Linked DNA regions of Homo sapiens: region 1 is linked to region 2. The links are chromatin loops, found by intact Hi-C in ENCODE. Cell type or tissue: Caco-2. All regions are shown on one strand. Links, peaks and the distances in the headings refer to the core of each region. The heading gives the core; the rest is flanking DNA. Region 1 overlaps LOC105379162 (a long non-coding RNA gene). Region 2 has its middle 81 kb from the start of LMNB1.

The links. A loop is a pair of places that touch in the nucleus more often than their neighbours do. Peaks named below come from ENCODE experiments on the same cell type or tissue, not always from the same donor. Only the 100,000 strongest peaks of a DNase experiment are listed, where the experiment ranks them.
Region 1: it touches region 2 in a loop (4-fold over the local background); 2 of 110 quality-filtered maps call a loop at or near these places.

Annotation. Positions count from the first base shown.
Region 1 is chr5:126,652,046-126,660,384 of GRCh38, forward strand. It overlaps LOC105379162 (a long non-coding RNA gene), which reads right to left. Exons shown (of 3, transcript XR_001742530.1): 3 at 7,718-7,756. Among named protein-coding and RNA genes, the nearest start is that of SPMIP10, 25 kb to the left of the region's middle. In Caco-2, for the core only: a CTCF peak has its summit at 4,558 (motif pointing right); no DNase peak of the experiment used is centred there.
Region 2 is chr5:126,854,112-126,862,450 of GRCh38, forward strand. No RefSeq gene overlaps it. Among named protein-coding and RNA genes, the nearest start is that of LMNB1, 81 kb to the left of the region's middle. In Caco-2, for the core only: no CTCF peak of the experiment used is centred there; a DNase peak (open chromatin) is centred at 4,576.

The sequences.
Region 1 (8,339 bases), core at 260-8,259, 200 kb before region 2:
ATCAAAAAAAAAATTTCACAACTATAGAGCCAGCGTGTAGTCTTCTAAGTTCTCCATCTTTCTATTTTTTTTTTCTCCCTACTTTACTTTCAATCTGCTGACAAATCTACTGGCCTTGAGATAAAACTCACTGCTTATGGCATTCCAGCCATGATTTTTTTTTTTTAAGTCTCAGAATTTCAAATTTCTTAATTTTCAAAAGGCCTTCAAATTAATGACTTTACAAATTACAACAGCTTCATGGTAACCAACAACTTAGATAGCTTTAGGAAATATAAATTTAAGTTTTCCTAACAATTGATTACAATGATAGAACACTTAATTGAAAAACTAATAATTTAAAAGAAAAAGAACTAGGTAAGTGTTTATAAAAGGCTGTCATATCAAACAGGTCAATACTTTAAAGCTTAGAAAAATAATATCAGGAATCTCTGCTTGGCATAAAAATTTTACTTTTTCTGCCATACAGAGGCCAAAAAGAAACAACTGGGAAAAAAATGATAAAACTGATTGCTGAACAAAAATATGTTTGTTCTTGGCTTCTTAACCTTTATAGAAAGACTAAATATATTTGATTTATTAATAAACATTTTAAAAATTACAGCCTGGGCAACAAAGCATGACCTTGTCTCTACAAAAAATAAATCAGTAAATAACCAGTTATGGTGACACGCACCTATAGTCTCAGCTGCTCATGAGGCATTACAGGCATGAGCCACTGCACCTGGCCATTTTTTGTTGTGTTGTTGTTTGCTTTTTTTTTTTTTTTTGAGACAGAGTCTCGCTGTGTCGCACAGGCTGGAGTGCAGTGGTGCGATACCGGCTTACTGCAACCTCCACCTCCTGGGTTCAAGCAATTCTCCTGCCTCAGCCTCCCAAGTAGCTGGGATTACAGACACATGCCACCCTGCCTGGCTAGTTTTTTGTTTGTTTGTTTGTTTGTTTTTGTATTTTTAGTAAAGACGGGGTTTCACCATGTTGGCCAGGCTGGTCTTGAACTCCTGACCTCAAGTGATTCGCTTGCCTCGGCCTCCCAGAGTGCTTGGATTACATACGTGAGCCACTATGTCTGGCCCTCTTACCCTTTTTAATGCTATATTTTTCATTTGGCAGGATAATGATATTATTGAAATCTCATAATCAGAAGCTTCTGCTGTCAATTTAGCAGATTCTAGCCTAAGAAATCCTTTCCTATTCATTGGTTAAATAAGAAAATTTCTGTGCTATTGTTAATACTACCTGCTGTAACTGGATAAATTCCTTGGGAAAGTTGAGACCCTGTGTTAGTCTGTTTTCGAAGAAATACCTATGCTGGGCACAGTGGCTCATGCCTGTAATCCCAGGACTTTGGGAGACTGAGGTGGGAGGCTTGCTTGAGCTCAGGAGTTGGAGACCAGCCTGGGCAATATAGCAAGACCCTTGTCTCTAAAGAAAATAAAAATATATTCTTTAATTATTAAAAAAAAAAAGAAGAAATATCTGAGTCTGGGTAATTTAGAAAGAAAAGAGGTTTAATTGGCTGACAGTTCTGCAGGCTGTCCAGGAAGCATAGCAGCTTCTTCTTCTGGAGAGGCGTCAGGAAACATACAATCATGTCCGAAGGGGAAGGAGGAGCAGACACATCACATGGCTGGAGTAGGAGCAAGAATGAGAGCAGGGAGGTGCTACACACTTTTAAACAACCAGATCTCACGATAACTCACTATCATGAGAACTGCACAGAAAAGATGGTCCTACCCATTCATGAGAACCCCTCCCCATGAGCTAATCACCTCCCACTAGACCCCACCTCCAACATTGGTGATTACAATTTAATGTGAGATTTGGGTGGCAACACAGATCCAAACCATATCAGGCCCACTTACACAAAACAAGAAAACAGGCCACATGGTTACAACAGGTATTTGTACAACATGCAATTCCATATGGTCATTTGATTTAATCAGTTGGTTGTTTTTAAGCCTAGGTTTATGGCTCAAAAACATATTATGCAAATTGGGATTGTCATACTATTATTCATTTTACTTTGTATTTTTCCTTTTTAAACTTTGTATCTGCTACTTGTTAAATTTTTACAGAAGTACAACTCTTAACAAAATAATACTGGCTCAACACTTTGAGATGATGGTAAAAGACTATGGAACAGACAAAATTGAACTTTAATAATGGACTTTAGGTATACTTAGCCTGAGAGCCCCTCCCTTCGAACCTCCCTTGTTGCTTAAATATTGCTGAAAGTCTTTTGACACTGACTTCTAGTCACTAGTCACTAGTCACTACCCTTAACACGAGAAGAAACCAGCAACTGGGACAAATTCATCCCTGCACCGAGGGACATCAAAACCTAAGTACAGGCTGGGCGCGGTGGTTCATGCCTGTCATCCCAGCACCTTGGGAGGCCGAGGCGGCAGATCACTTGAGGCTGGGAGTTTGAGACCAGCCTTGCCAATATGGCAAAATCCCATCTCTATAAAAAACATGAAAATTAGTTAAGTGTAGTGGCACATGCCTGTAATCCCAGCTACTCTGGAGGCTGAGGCAGGAGAATTGCTTGAACTGGGAAGGCAGAGGTTGCAGTGAGCTGAAATCTTGCCACTGCACTCCAGCCAGGGTGACAGAGCAAGACTCTGTCTCAAAAAACAAAACAAACAAAGCAAAATACCTAAGTACAGGGTGATTAATCAGTGATACTTTCAGAGAAAGACCTTGATCAACAGAGGAAAATGTGAAAGTTGTCAGAATGAAAATAAAATCACTACTGTTAAAAAAAAAACACACACAAAACCCTAACAAATAGAACCAGAAAGGCTACGAAGAGAGAGTTCTCACACTTGTATGCCTGAAAACAAAAACATCACAAAAGGCTCTGCAAAAACCACAGCCTCACACAAAAGCTACCAAAACCTTAAACAAAAAATACTTCTGTAAGGACATCTGCCCTGCAACTGCCTGTCCACCTTTGGACTGGTATCACCTTTGTTATTGATCTTCGTAGCCAAAGATAATTATTATAAAACAATTATATAATCCTCCTTATTTCCTTTAAAAATCCTTTGTCTTCTTTTACCTCCCTGAATACACATATAGTTAATGATTGCAAAGCTTTATTCCCAAATATCATTTTCTCTTAGAGACCCTCTCTCTGTTACTTAGGTTGACCATGCTAATCCATTCACCATTCTGTGAGATCTGACTCGAAGACTATCTCATTATCCTAAAATATCCATTTTTCTGCTTTTCTGCTTAATTTTCCCTAAGTTTCTGTGACCCCTCCAAGTTATTTCCCAATGAGCAATTCTATCATTCCTCATTTAATTTCACTCTCTTAAATGTAAACTCTAATTAATTTATACCTTTGGCCTACTCCTTTCAGAGCCCTCTTCTTCCACAATTTGTTAGTTTGAGATTGTAAACTTCCGCACAAGAGAGCAGAATATTATGCTGGGTGGGTTAGTCCCAGTGATTGCAAAAAATGCCAGTGAGTATAATTTTCATATGCTGAGAATACTGGTGATTACATTTCACAGTTACTCATTAGCTTCTTGTCAGGCTGAGCATCACCAAGAGCAGGTCTGTAGGTGAATCCCATATAGGGGAGTATGGGAGAGGAGGTGAGCAGTGGCTGGAATCTAGCCAGCACCCCACTCACCAAGCTGTGTGAATCTCAGGGCATTCAGTGAGGCCCTGGCAAATGGGGATCAATATAAAAATACTCAGTAAGACGTCTTCTCTGACTTTAACGTGATTTACTGATAGAAGCCTGCCTTTCAGAAAACATCTTTTTCTTCTTTTTAGAATGTGGGAAGATGTGTGTGATAGAATACTAAATAAGTTGAGATTTACCTAGTTTTGTGGACAAAAATAACGCATATGACCAGAAAACAAAGTCAGTGCATCCAATTGTTTCCAGTATTATTTCTGCATGGAGGAGTTATGGATGATTCTTATTTATATCCTTATACCTTTAAAAATTATCAACAGCATGGCTGGGCTGGGCGATAGCTCACACCTGTAATTCCAACACTTTGGGAGGCTGAAGCAAGGGGATTGCTTGAGCCCAGGAGTTCGAGATTAACCTGGGTAACATAACAAAACTCCGTCTCTACCAAAAATACAAAAATTAGTTGGGCGTGGTGGTGCACTCCTGTTGTCCCAGCTACTCCAGAGGCTGTGGTGGGAGGACCACTTGAGCCTGAGAGGTCGAGGCTACAGTGAGCCGTACTGCACCACTGCACTCCAGCCTGGGTGACAGAGTAAGTCCTTGTCTCAAAACAAAAAAAAAAAAAAAAAAAAAGGAAGAAAGAAAATAAAAATTATCTACAGCAGATGTATTTTATCAGAAAAGACGGAACAATTTTTGCTTTGTATACACTGCTCCTCGTGTGGAATGCACTCTCCCTCTGTTCTGTCTGTTAGAGTTTCAAATCCAAGATAAATGTCAAGTCTTCTGTGAAACCTGTTTCCTAGTCTATTTTCTCCTTAACTTGACTTTTCCACCCTGATTTTTCCAAGTTCATTATTTGCCTAATACTTCCGCTTCCTGACCAGAAGAGGTCGGTGTTGCGTCGCTTAAGAAAAAGCAAAGCCTTTCTGATAAATTGTTTTGGGGTTTTTGTTTGTTTTGTTTTGCTCTTTTTTACTAAGGGAAAACTTTTTCTTTAGAAATATGATATTATATTTCCTAGAGATATTATGATATTATAGAAGTTAGACATAAACATCTATCAGTGCCTCTGTAACTAACAAGTTTTCAAGTGGAGTATTATCAACAAATGGAAACTTATAGCCTTTGGATTATTCTCATTAGTACCTAGCACTTTACTAAGCCACAGAGAATTTTATCTGATATGTAAAACTTTGAAAGTAGAAAAAGAGAAAACAAGAGAGAATACATTTAAACAGGAAAACCAAACTTTTCCAGGGACAAACTAAAAACCATTAGTACAGTACTTCAAAGCATCAACTTGGGAGTTAGACCAACTAGGATTTGAGGTTTTTTTGTGTTTTTTGTTTTTGTTTATTTGTTTGTTTTTGAGACGGTGTCTTGCTCTGTCAGCCAGCCTGGATCTCAGCAGTGGTGCGATCTCAGCTCACTGCAACCTCTGCCTCCCGGGTTCAAGTGATTCTCCTGCCTCAGCCTCCCAAGTAGCTGGGTTTACAGGTGTGCACCACGATGCCCGGCTAATTTATTTTGTATTTTCAGTAGAGACAGGGTTTCACCATGTTGACCAGGCTGGTCTCAAACTCCTGGCCTCAGGTGATCTGCCTGCCTTGGCCTCCCAAAGTGTTAGGATTACAGGCGTGAGCCACCGTGACCGGCCGGTATTTGAGTTTTGACTCCATCACTTACTGTGCAACTTTAAGCATGCTCCATACACCACAGGCCTCATCCTCAGCTTCTCATCTTGAAAGTGGGGATACTGATAGCTAATTCACAATATTGTTTTTATTTTGTGGTGGTAATGATGGGTTTTTTGTTTTGTTTTGTTTGTTTATTTGAGACAGGGTCTCACTCTGTCCCCCAGGCTGGAGTGCAGTGGTGCGATCTGAGCTCACTGCAACCTCCAAGCCGTGACTACAGGCGCACGCCACCACACCTAGCATAGCTGTCCGCTCTTTAATTTTCACTGTGGGAACTACTCTCCTGGCACCAAGTGTCTTACAATAACCTCTTAGTTCATCCCCTGCCTCCTCTCTCACCTTTCCCATAAATAAATTGGGACAATTCAGTTAATTCTGTATGCTGCTACTAGAATGATGTAGTCACCTGTGGTCCCTTCATCTTTCTGTTAAAAAGCCATTCATAGGCAGGGTGCGGTGGCTCATGCCCATAATCCCAGCACTTTGGGAGGCCGAGGAGAGTGGATCACTTGAGGTCAGGAGTTTGAGACCAGCCTGGCCAACATGGCAAAACCCCTTCTCTATTAAAAATTAAAAAAATTAGCCGGGCGTGGTGGCGCGGGCCTGTGGTCCCAGCTACTCAGGAGGCTGAGGCATGAGAATTGCTTGAACTCGAGAGATGGAGGTTGCTGTGAGCTGAGATCGCCACTGCACTCCAGCTTGGGTGACAGAACAAGACTGTCTAAAAAAAAAAAGCCATTCATGAAATGTTCTGTGGATGGATGGTGACGGTGATTCCACAACAATGTCAATGTACTTAGTGCCACTGAACTTACACTCAAAAATGGTTAAAATAATAAATATTATGTTATGCATATTTTATTACCAAAAAAATTAATGATTCAAACATCCACAACATAATGTTCTATAGGGACCATCACCATCCAACTCCAGTCAATCTTCATTAGTACAGCTGCATCTTACTGTATGATGGTCATACCACCCCCAGCGCCCCCACATACGCTTGCACTCACACTCCTTTCTCGGCAACAACTTCCTTCAAAGTCCTCATACCTAGCCTGTGCTTTTTCTTGGATTTAGCTCTTTTGTTTTTCAAACTTGCTGGATATAACCATATGCTGACCTTCCAGCCATTCAAAGCCCAGTTCAGCTGCATTTCGTCCATGAAGTCTTCCCTCTCATATCTGTCGTGTTGGAAATAATCTCTTTTGCTGGGCTTCAGTGTTTTCTATCACTATTCTGCCTGTATAAATCTTCTTAAGGACTGAGACCGTGCCTTAATCCTCTTGGTATTTCCCCTCACTTTTACCACAGTGCTTCGCACGGAGCTACTTGGGAGGCTGAGGTAGGAAGACAGCTTGAGCCAAGGAGTTGGAGGCTGCAGTGAGCCATAAATGCACCACTGCACTCCAGCCTGGGTGACAGAGTGAGACACTGTCCCCCCAAACTCCTCCCAAAAAACAGATGAATCTTCATTGTAAATGATTTGTAACAATGAACTCTGGACTTCTTAGCTATTTTTACTAGCTTAGCCATTTTACTTGGCCATTTTTACTAGGAGAAAAGTTTAACTCTTTTTTTCCTTTTTTGTTTTTTTTTTTTACCTTTTTTTCTTTTTTTTAAACTTTTTTTCTTTTTTCTTATTTTCGGAGAAAAGTCTCTTAAAAAACAAGAAAACAAAAACACAAAGAAAGAGTTTTGAACCTACTTGAGGACTGAGCTCCTGGTCTAATATAAATATACATTTTCTATTTCAAAAAATAGCATTCTTAGGCCAGGCGCGGTGACTCATGCTTGTAATCCCAGAACTTTGGGAGGCTGAGGTGGGTGGATCTCCTGAGGTCAGGAGTTTGAGACCAGCCTGGCCAACATGGTGAAACCCCATCTCTACTAAAAATACAAAAATTAGCCAAGCGTGGTGGCATGGGCCTGGAATCCCAGCTACTTGGGAGACTGAGGCAGGAGAATCCCTTGAACCTGGGAGGCGGAGGTTGCAGTGAGCTGAGATCGCACCGTTGCACTCCAGCCTGGGCGACAAAAGCCAAACTCTGTCTCAAAAAAAAAAAAAAAAAAAAATTAGCCAGGCACAATGGCAGGCCCCTGTAATTCCAGCTACTCAGGAGGCTGAGGCAGGAGAATCGCTTGAACCCAGGAGGCGGAGGTTGCAGTGAGCCGAGATCATACCACTGCACTCTAGCCTGGGTGATGGAGTGAGACCCTGTCTGAAAAAAAAAAAAAGAAGTTGGCTTTCCTTTAGGTGGATGTGGTAGTACACACCTGTAATCCTCGAAACTCAGGAGGCTGAGGCAGAAGAATCACTTGAACCCGGGAGGTGGAGGTTGCAATGAGCCAAGATCGCACCACTGCATTCCAGCCTAGGTGACGGAGCAAGACCCTGTCTCAAAAAAAAAAAAAAAAGAAATTGTATTTCCTTTTGTTCCTAAGCAGATAGCTACCGATAAAAGGTTAAATCTCTCTGTAGGTAGCTACTCTGTGTTCACCTTTTATGTAAAGTGCTAACTTATGATTTACTTAGAGCGAAATGAATACATAATTGACTATTACCCTCCCTGCTCCTTTTCTCCTGCAACATGTGGACTACCATACACTTCCTCTTTCCCCTCCAGCCCATTTTTCCCCTTTAAATATTGAAGCCCTCAAAATCATCTTTGGAGAAAGGCACAGACCACAGACTGTGTGATTTCTTGTTTATTTCTTCCAGGCATGTCCTTAAACTTGACAAAATAAACTTCTTAATTGATTGAACCTGTCTCAGATCTTTTTTGTTTACAGTAGTCACAGCCACAGCCCACATAACTGAGGCAGATTTAGAGAAATTGGATCATGGGTAAATGACTTTCATTTCCTATAAGCAAGGTTGATGATGTTGCTGTTTCACTAGTACAGGCTGCTTATGACCATGTTCATTCTGATTGATGAATACTACTGCTGAATAGTGTGTCAATGATTTTGATTAC
Region 2 (8,339 bases), core at 200-8,199:
TGCCACTACTGGTTCGGGCAGCCTGCTTTTATTCCCTTATATGGCCCCACCCACATCCTGCTGATTGGTCCATTTTACAGAGAGCTGTTTGGTCTGTTTTACAGAGAGCTGATTGGTCTGTTTTGACGGGGTGCTGATTGGTGTGCTTACAATCCCTGAGCCAGACACAAAAGTTCTCCAAGTCCCCACTAGATTAGCTAGACACAGAGCACTGATTGGTGCATTTACAAACCTTTAGCGAGACACAGAGTGCTGATTGGTGCATTTACAATCCTCTAGCTAGACATAAAAGATCTCCAAGTCCCCACCTGACTCAGGAGCCCAGCTGGCTTTGCCTAGTGGTTGCGGTGCCAGGGCTGCTGGGGGAGCTGCCCGCCAGTACCACACCGTGCGCCTGCACTCCTCAGGCCTTGGGTGGTTGATGGGACCTGGTGCCTCCTACCAGGGGGCGGCACCCGTCCGGGAGGCTCAGGCTGAGCGGGAGCCTAGTGCAGGGGCCGGGGGGGGGGGGGGGGGCGGGGGGTAGGGCATGGCTGCTTACAGGTCCCCAGCCCTGCCCGGCTGGGTGGCAGTGGAGGCCCGTCGAGAATTTGAGCATGGCACGGGCAGGCCGGCTGTGCTGGGGGACCTGGCGCCCCCCTCTGCAGCTGCTGGCCCAGGTGCTAAGCCCCTCACTGCCCCCGGGCTGGGGGCGCAGGCCGGCTGCTCGGAGTGCGGGGGCCTGCCGAGCCCACGCCCACCCGGAACTCACGCTGGCCTGCAAGTGTGCGCCCAACCCTGGTTCCCACCGGCGCCTCTCCCTCCACACCTCCCCACAAGCAGAGGGAGCCAGCTCCAGCCTCGGCCAGCCCAGAGTGGAGCTCCCACAGTGCAGCGGCAGGCTGAAGGGCTCCTCAAGCGCGGCCAGAGTGGGCGCGGAGGTCGAGGAGGCGCCAAGAGCGAGCGAGGGCTGCCAGCACGCTGTCACCTCTCACTATGAACAATTGGCAGGACAGTCATGGTCTGGACCTAAGGAAGGTTTGCTCAGGGCTGACCTACCCACGAGCAGCTGCTCCTGGCAGTCTGAGCGCCTTTCATATTTCCTGTATTAACCTTGTGGCGCACAAAGACAGCATCGAGAACAAGCTAATGAGAATCATCCCTCTCATCATGGAACCCGCATCCCCTGCCTCAAACCAAGCCATGTGCACACGCACACTTGATGATAGCAGAATCGAGGCATCTGTTGACATTTGTCTTCTTTTTGTTTCTAGAGTGTGGTGGGATGCCTCCATCACTGTAGCACTGTCAGATGGGCGACAGCCTTATCGGCCGCCTCCAATCTCAGCAGGATGTGGGTTTTCTTTTTTAACGGGATGCTCTGAAGCCCTTTTGTCCGTGACCAAAAGCATCATTCTTGGCACTGAGCCTGAGGCCTCTTCTCTGACCTCTGCTTCCCTTCCCCTATCTACAATTACTGCACAGTCAGCCCATTGCCTTACTGTACTACTCTGATCATGTTTGATTTCATATACTTAACATCTCTATGTAAAATGACCAACCTTGAGCCTACAGCCTATGAGCTATAGGCTCCCTTCTGCTCAGCAACCAGTCCCTGCAGAGCAGTGAATTCTTTTAGAGAGAGCGTATATCAGGCAGCAGTGCCCAACTCTTTTTTTTTAAATACAAGTGATTTCACAAATGGAAAACTTAAACCTATATAAAACTGGAGAGTAGTATAATGAATACCATATACACATCACCTGAAGTCAACAATTACCTACATGTGGCCAATCTTATTTCATCCATACTTGCACCTTCTACTCTGTCATCTTTTGGATTATTTTAAAGTGAATCCCAGATATAGCATTAATAGCATGACTTTTTTTTTTTTAGTTTGTAATACAATTTTACTCTTCAGAATATACTAAAGATAATATTTACATATGCGCTGTATGTCACATAATATTCTATTTTCTCCTGTTCACTTTATTGAGGTATAACTGACAAAAATTTTATGTATTTATGATGTTAAATGTGATGTTTTGACATATGTATACATTGTGAAATGATTACATCAAGCTATCTTTCTTGTGGTGAAAACATTTAAGATCTACTTTTTTTTTTTTAGCAACTTTCAAGTACACAGTACATATTTTATTTTATTTTTTATTTTTGAGACAGAGTCTCACTCTTTCGCCCAGGCCAGACTGCAGTAGCGCTATCTCGGCTCACTGCAAGCTCCGCCTCCCGGGTTCACACCATTCTCCTGCCTCAGCCCCCGGAGTAGCTGGGACTACAGGCGCCCGCCACCACGCCTGGCTAATTTTTTGTATTTTTAGTGGAGACCGGGTTTCACTGTGTTAGCCAAGATGGTCTTGATCTCCTGACCTCGTGATCCGCCCACCTCGGCCTCGCAAAGTGCTGGGATTACAGGCGTGAGCCACCGCGCCCAGCCTATTTTATTTTATTTTATATTTTATTTTATGTTTGAGACAGAGTCTTGCTCTATTGCTGGTGTGCAGTGGTGAGATCTCCACTTTGAGACCAACCTGGGCAACATGGCAAAACCCAGTCTCTACACACATACACACACAAAATTAGTCAGGCTTGGTGTTGCACACCTGTAGTCCTAGCTACTTGGGAGGCTGAGGTAGGCAGATCACCTGAGCCCAGGAGATTGAGGCTACAGTGAGCTGTGATCTCACCACTGCACTCCAGCCTGGGCAACAAAGCAAGACCCTGTCTTAAAAAAAGAAAACAAAACAAAAAAAACAAAAACCACCCCAAAACAAGAAAACTGAAGTCCCTTGACTTTTGCAGACCATGGCCGAGACTGATTCTTAGTCCTTCTCATCTGGGATGAAGCAGATTTACTAACAAATGTTAGATTTTTTCCTCTTCCTCCTAAGAGCTCCCACAATGCAAAGATTCTGTGGAGCTGCAAAGGTTGACCCGGCCAGAGCTGCCCACGACCCTGGCGTACTGTCCAGAATGGTGCATGCTTCTGGGGAATCTCTCCTCACATAGCAGACCTCCTAACTCAGGACTGCTAATTTTGCTGTAAGATGTTGCCCACGAGGACTGAGTCCTGGGCCCTCACACAGACTCTAGAATAGAGCCACCAATACCCAGATGATAGAGTCTTAGATGGCTTCCCTAGACTCTCCTTATCTCACCTCCATGTCTGGGCCAGCTCAGCCTGGTCTCCCTGGGCTCCTAGTGGCTGAGAGGCCCTTATAGAGGCAAGCCTTGAGTGAGCAGGGCACCTATCATGTGGTGTCTTATGGACATGGCTGAGCCGTGGGCACCCTCAGCTGCCAAACCAGAGGCATCTAACAAAGTTTCAGCCCTGCAGTTACGAGGCAGGGGGAGTGACAAGGAAGGTCAATGATGGAGAAAACCCAGTGACATTTTATACATTAGCAAAGTTAATTGCCAAGTGCCCAAAAGCCTGTCTGAGTGTACTGTTTAAAGGCCAGGAAAACACGGTTCCAGTTCTTACATTGTAAAAGTAATGCAGCTGACCCTTTGCTGGTGATATCCCCACCGCAGGCCTTCTTGCCGCCTGCCTGGCCTCCCTGGCATTGGCTGCACTGGGACCGGTGTTCTGCAGATCTGCCCTCTTGGTGGCTTCCAGACATTCTCTCTCACAAATCTCAAGACTGACTTAAAAAAAATTCCTAACGTCAGCAGTCTTTAAGCCCCCTGAGAGTAAAACACAGTTCATATGTCTACTGAGCATTACTTATTTGCAGCTGGGTGAAAGTTACGGCTGCCTCCTTTCTGGCACTGGGGAAGGGATGAGAGCCAGGAATGCTGTGTGGGTGTCATTTTTATGTAAGACAGACCCGTGCGGTGCAGGCTTTTTCCTACCAAGCACTTCACTGCTTTTGGTAAACACAGAGTCCCCATGAACCAGGGAACCAGATGAGGCTACCTAGAATTTTAGAATAAAACAGGATTTAACAAATTTCAACATTATCATTTTTAAGAGCGCAATCCTTTTCTTTCCAGTGAAATCTAGCCCAGATCCCCACTCTATAAAGCAGAGAGAAACTGGCTGAATGGGGCCAAGGCACCAGAGCCAAGGTGATTGGTCTCTTTCCCATGGCCTGTCCCCATGGCAACTGCAGGATTCCAAGAAGGACTTTTGGAGAAGTGCTGATGGCATATAGTATGGCAAATTTACCCTGACTTTTGGCCCCCTTCCCCAATCACCCGTGCAAGCGCCAAATAAGTGAGATAATGGTTGGTGAGTCTGAGAAAAAAACCAAACCAAACAAAACAGGGAACACGGGGGCTACAGAAGGTGCGGGGGGAGAACAGGACACTACACCTAGGGGACAGGTATGGGCGGAGAGTAGCATCCTTGTCTCCCTCCTGTGAAATGCTTCTCCATGGAAGCATCACACCCCAGAAAACAACCAATAGCAATAGGTGGCTCCGGGGCAGCAGGGTAAGATTAGGGCTGCATTCTACCCACACGGGGGCAGGTGCATACAAAATACGTGCAGGCAGATCTGCCAACCGCATGGAATTTCCTCTTCCCCAGCCTTCTCCTCTTCAAAGGCGAGCTGACTGCAATTCAGGGAGATGGAACTTCCGCCAGGATGGAGGTATGTGGCGGTTCCCTGAGGGCACAGTCACATGCTAACTGTGGCAAATGGGGAGTGGCCGAGTCCAAACGGCAACCCCAGAGGATCTCCCACCCTCAGTGTGTGCCCCGCCCTCCCTGCTGACCCACCAGGGATTCAGCTCTTCTCACCCTGAATACTCACCACTAGCCAAGGTAGTCAAGATCCGCAGGAGAATATGAGATCACAGGGAAAATATAATGAGACATGAAAAAAGGTGGTAGTGGGCTGGGCACGGTGGCTCATGCTTGTAATCCCAGCACTTTGGGAGGCCGAGGCGGGAGGATCACTTGAAGTCAGGAGTTCGAGACCAGCCTGGCTACTGTGGTGAAACCCTGTCTCTACTAAAAATACAAAAATTAGCAGGGTGTGGTGGTGGCTGCCTGTAATCCCAGCTACTCTGGAGGCTGAGGCAGGAGAATTGCTGGAACCCAGGAGGCGGAGGTTGCGGTGAGCTGATTGTACCATTGCACTCCAGCCTGGGAAACAGAGTGAGACTCCATCTCATAAAAAAGAAAGAAAGAAAGAAAAAAGGTGGTAGAATTAACACCAACATGATAGTAAAATAAAAGTAAGTAGATTAAACTCATCAATCCCAAGACAAATATTTGCCAATTAAATTTTAAAAATAATATTTAACAGTATGTTGTCTATAGATGTAAGAGGTTATAGAAATGTTTATTAATTTTTTTCCATGGCCAGGCATGGTGGCTCATGCCTGTAATCCCAGCACTTTGGGAGGCCGAGGCAGGTGGATCGTGAGGTCAGGAGATCAAGACCATCCTGGCTAACATGGTGAAACCCCTTCTCTACTAAAAATACAAAAAATTAGCGGGGCGTGGTGGTGGGTGCCTGTACTCCCAGCTACTGGGGAGGCTAAGGCAGAAGAATGGCGTGAACCCGGGAGGCGGAGCTTGCAGTGAGCCGAGATCGCGCCACTGCACTCCAGCCTGGGCGACAGAGCGAGACTCCGTCTCAAAAAAAAAAATTTTTTTCCTAGTATTCCTTTATCTTTTTTTATTTTTTATTTTTCCATGGGTTCTTAGGGTACAGGTGGTATTTAGTTACATGAGTAAGTATTTTAGTGGTGATTTGTGCGATTTTGGTGCACCCATCACCCGAGCAGTGTCCACTGCCCCATATTTGCAGTCTTTTATTCCTCATCCCCCACACTTCCACCCAAATCCCCAAGTCTGTTGTATCATTCTTACACCTTTGAGTCTTCATAGCTTAGCTCTCACATATCAGTGAGAACATACGATGTTTGGTTTTCTATTCCTGAGTTAGAAAGGTTATAGAAATATTTAGTATTAATATCAGACAAAAGAGAAGTTTAAAACATCAAAGTGGACAAGCAGAATATTGGGATATTATATTTTTGTAAGAGGAACAATATGTCAAGAAGATATAATAATAAACATATCAACATAGCTTCAAATACATAAAGTAGCTACTAACAGGACTGAAGGGAGAAATAAATACATCAGCAGTTGTAATCAGAAAATGCTATATGCTCCTCTCAGAGTTTGATAAAGCATGAAAAAAGTGAAGATGTAAACTACCCAATAAACTGTAGTTTATTTATAGACACATATATATAGCATGTATAGAATATATGCATATATATGTAGCATATATACATATATATATTTGCAACAATCCTGTATTAAGCCACAAAAATGCCATACTTTCAAAGAATCTACATCATAGAGATCATAGTTCTTTGATCATAATGTAATAATTAAAATAATTAAAGCACAAAAGAATAACATCCTCCCTTCTGTTCATTTGCTGGAAGCTAAAAAAAACTCACTACTAAAGCATTCTTGGGTTAAAGAAGGAAGCAAGAGAAACTTAAAAAACATACTTAGAACTAAAATTTAAACAATGAAAACTTTAAAAGATTGTGTGAGATAAAGTAGTACTTAGAAGAAAATTTATAGCTTTAAATCACTCATCCAAAGGTTAAAAAAAAAAAGACTGAAACAAGAGTAAATTAAAAGAAGAAAGGAGGAAGAAATAAACATAAAGCTAAAATCAGTGAGATAGAGGACAAAAGAGGGTGAGAGAAAGAGAAGATTAAGAAAGTTCTACATTTACTCTTCACAAAGATTAGTGAATACACCATTAATCCACTCCTCCTAGACAAAAAGTAAAAGAGAGGATGGAAATAAAACATCAAATGAAGAAGAGGATAACTGCAGGCTGAATGAAGGTGAGGAACACCCATTGGGTGCACCAGAGTTGTACTGGGATGAGGAGGGTGTCCTTATAGTGGGTTGGGTGTAGCCTGGTCTGGGTGTCAGAGCTCGAGAGCAGTGAGGAGGCCTTCCGTGCTGGGGAGGGGATGGCTATGAAGCCGGGAGATGGCTTCCATGCAGAGGAATTGATTAAATAGGCAAGTAAATCAAAGACAATGAAAGTCAAGTTTTCTCACTGTTAGGAAAGGGGGATAGAAATATGGAAATAGAAACAAAATTCACCTCTGTGGTATTGAATTGCAATTGATGGTGTCACTGTGAACTCTTGGTTTTCCATATATGAATATAGATAGATGTAGAAAATTTTATTAAGTAAGATTTATCCAGGAATGAAAGGATGGTGCAACATTAATGTATCATACTACACTGGCAAATGAAAAGTAGAGAGTCACACAACTTTCTCAATGTTTTGTGAATTATACATAATTAATTATAATTATACAGTTTTATTAGCAGCTATCGATTATACATAATTATTATTGAATGTTCTTGAAAAGAATTTTTAAAACACAGAGTATTAGAATAGAAAGGAAATAGAATATAGGAAAAATGTAAAAAAAAATCACACTGGCAGAGAAACAGAACACACCCTTGAAGACTGGAAAACCAGCAAATATAACTGCTAACTAGACAGCAGTGGGAGAGTTGCGGAGCGCCTGGCCACTACATTAACACAGGAGAGAGCAGACCTAGCCAGGTATAAACAAACTGTCATGATCAACAAACTATGAGACTCCTACAGAGTTCAACAAAGATACAGCATAACTAGTGTACATCTACACTGGCACTAACCAACTAGAAAATGTAATAGAAGATAGATATTATTTATTTATTTATTTAGAGACGGAGTCTCACTCTGTTGCCAGGCTGGAGTGCAGTGGTGCGATCTCGGCTCACTGCAACCTCCACCTCCCGGTTCAAGCAATTCTTCTGCCTCAGCCTCCCGAGTAGCTGGGACTACAGGTGTGTGCCAAAACACCCGGCTAATTTTTGTATTTTTAGAGACGAGTTTTCATCATATTGGCCATGCTGGTCTGGAACTCCTGACCTCGTGGTCCACCCGCCTCAGCCTCACGAAGTGCTGGGATTACAGGCGTGAGCCACGGTGCCCAGCCAGTATCATTTATAATGGCAGTACCAACTATAAAATTTGGGAATAAAGTTAACAGAGAACACAGAAGAATTTTATTGGAAAAGATTAAAACGCTATTACAGGACACAGAAAGCAGCTGAATATGTCGTGATATGCTATGATCATTATATGGGGTTACTAAAAATTGTAAAGATGTCAATTTTAATGAAATGAATTATAAATTCACTACAATGCCAGTAAAAATTCCATTAAGACCTTTTCAACTACTTAACAATTCTAAAATTTATACACAAGAATAAAAAGCTTGATCACAAATAACTAAGCCAATTCTGAAAAGAAGAGTAAAGTTGTTAAGGGGTTGGGGAGGAG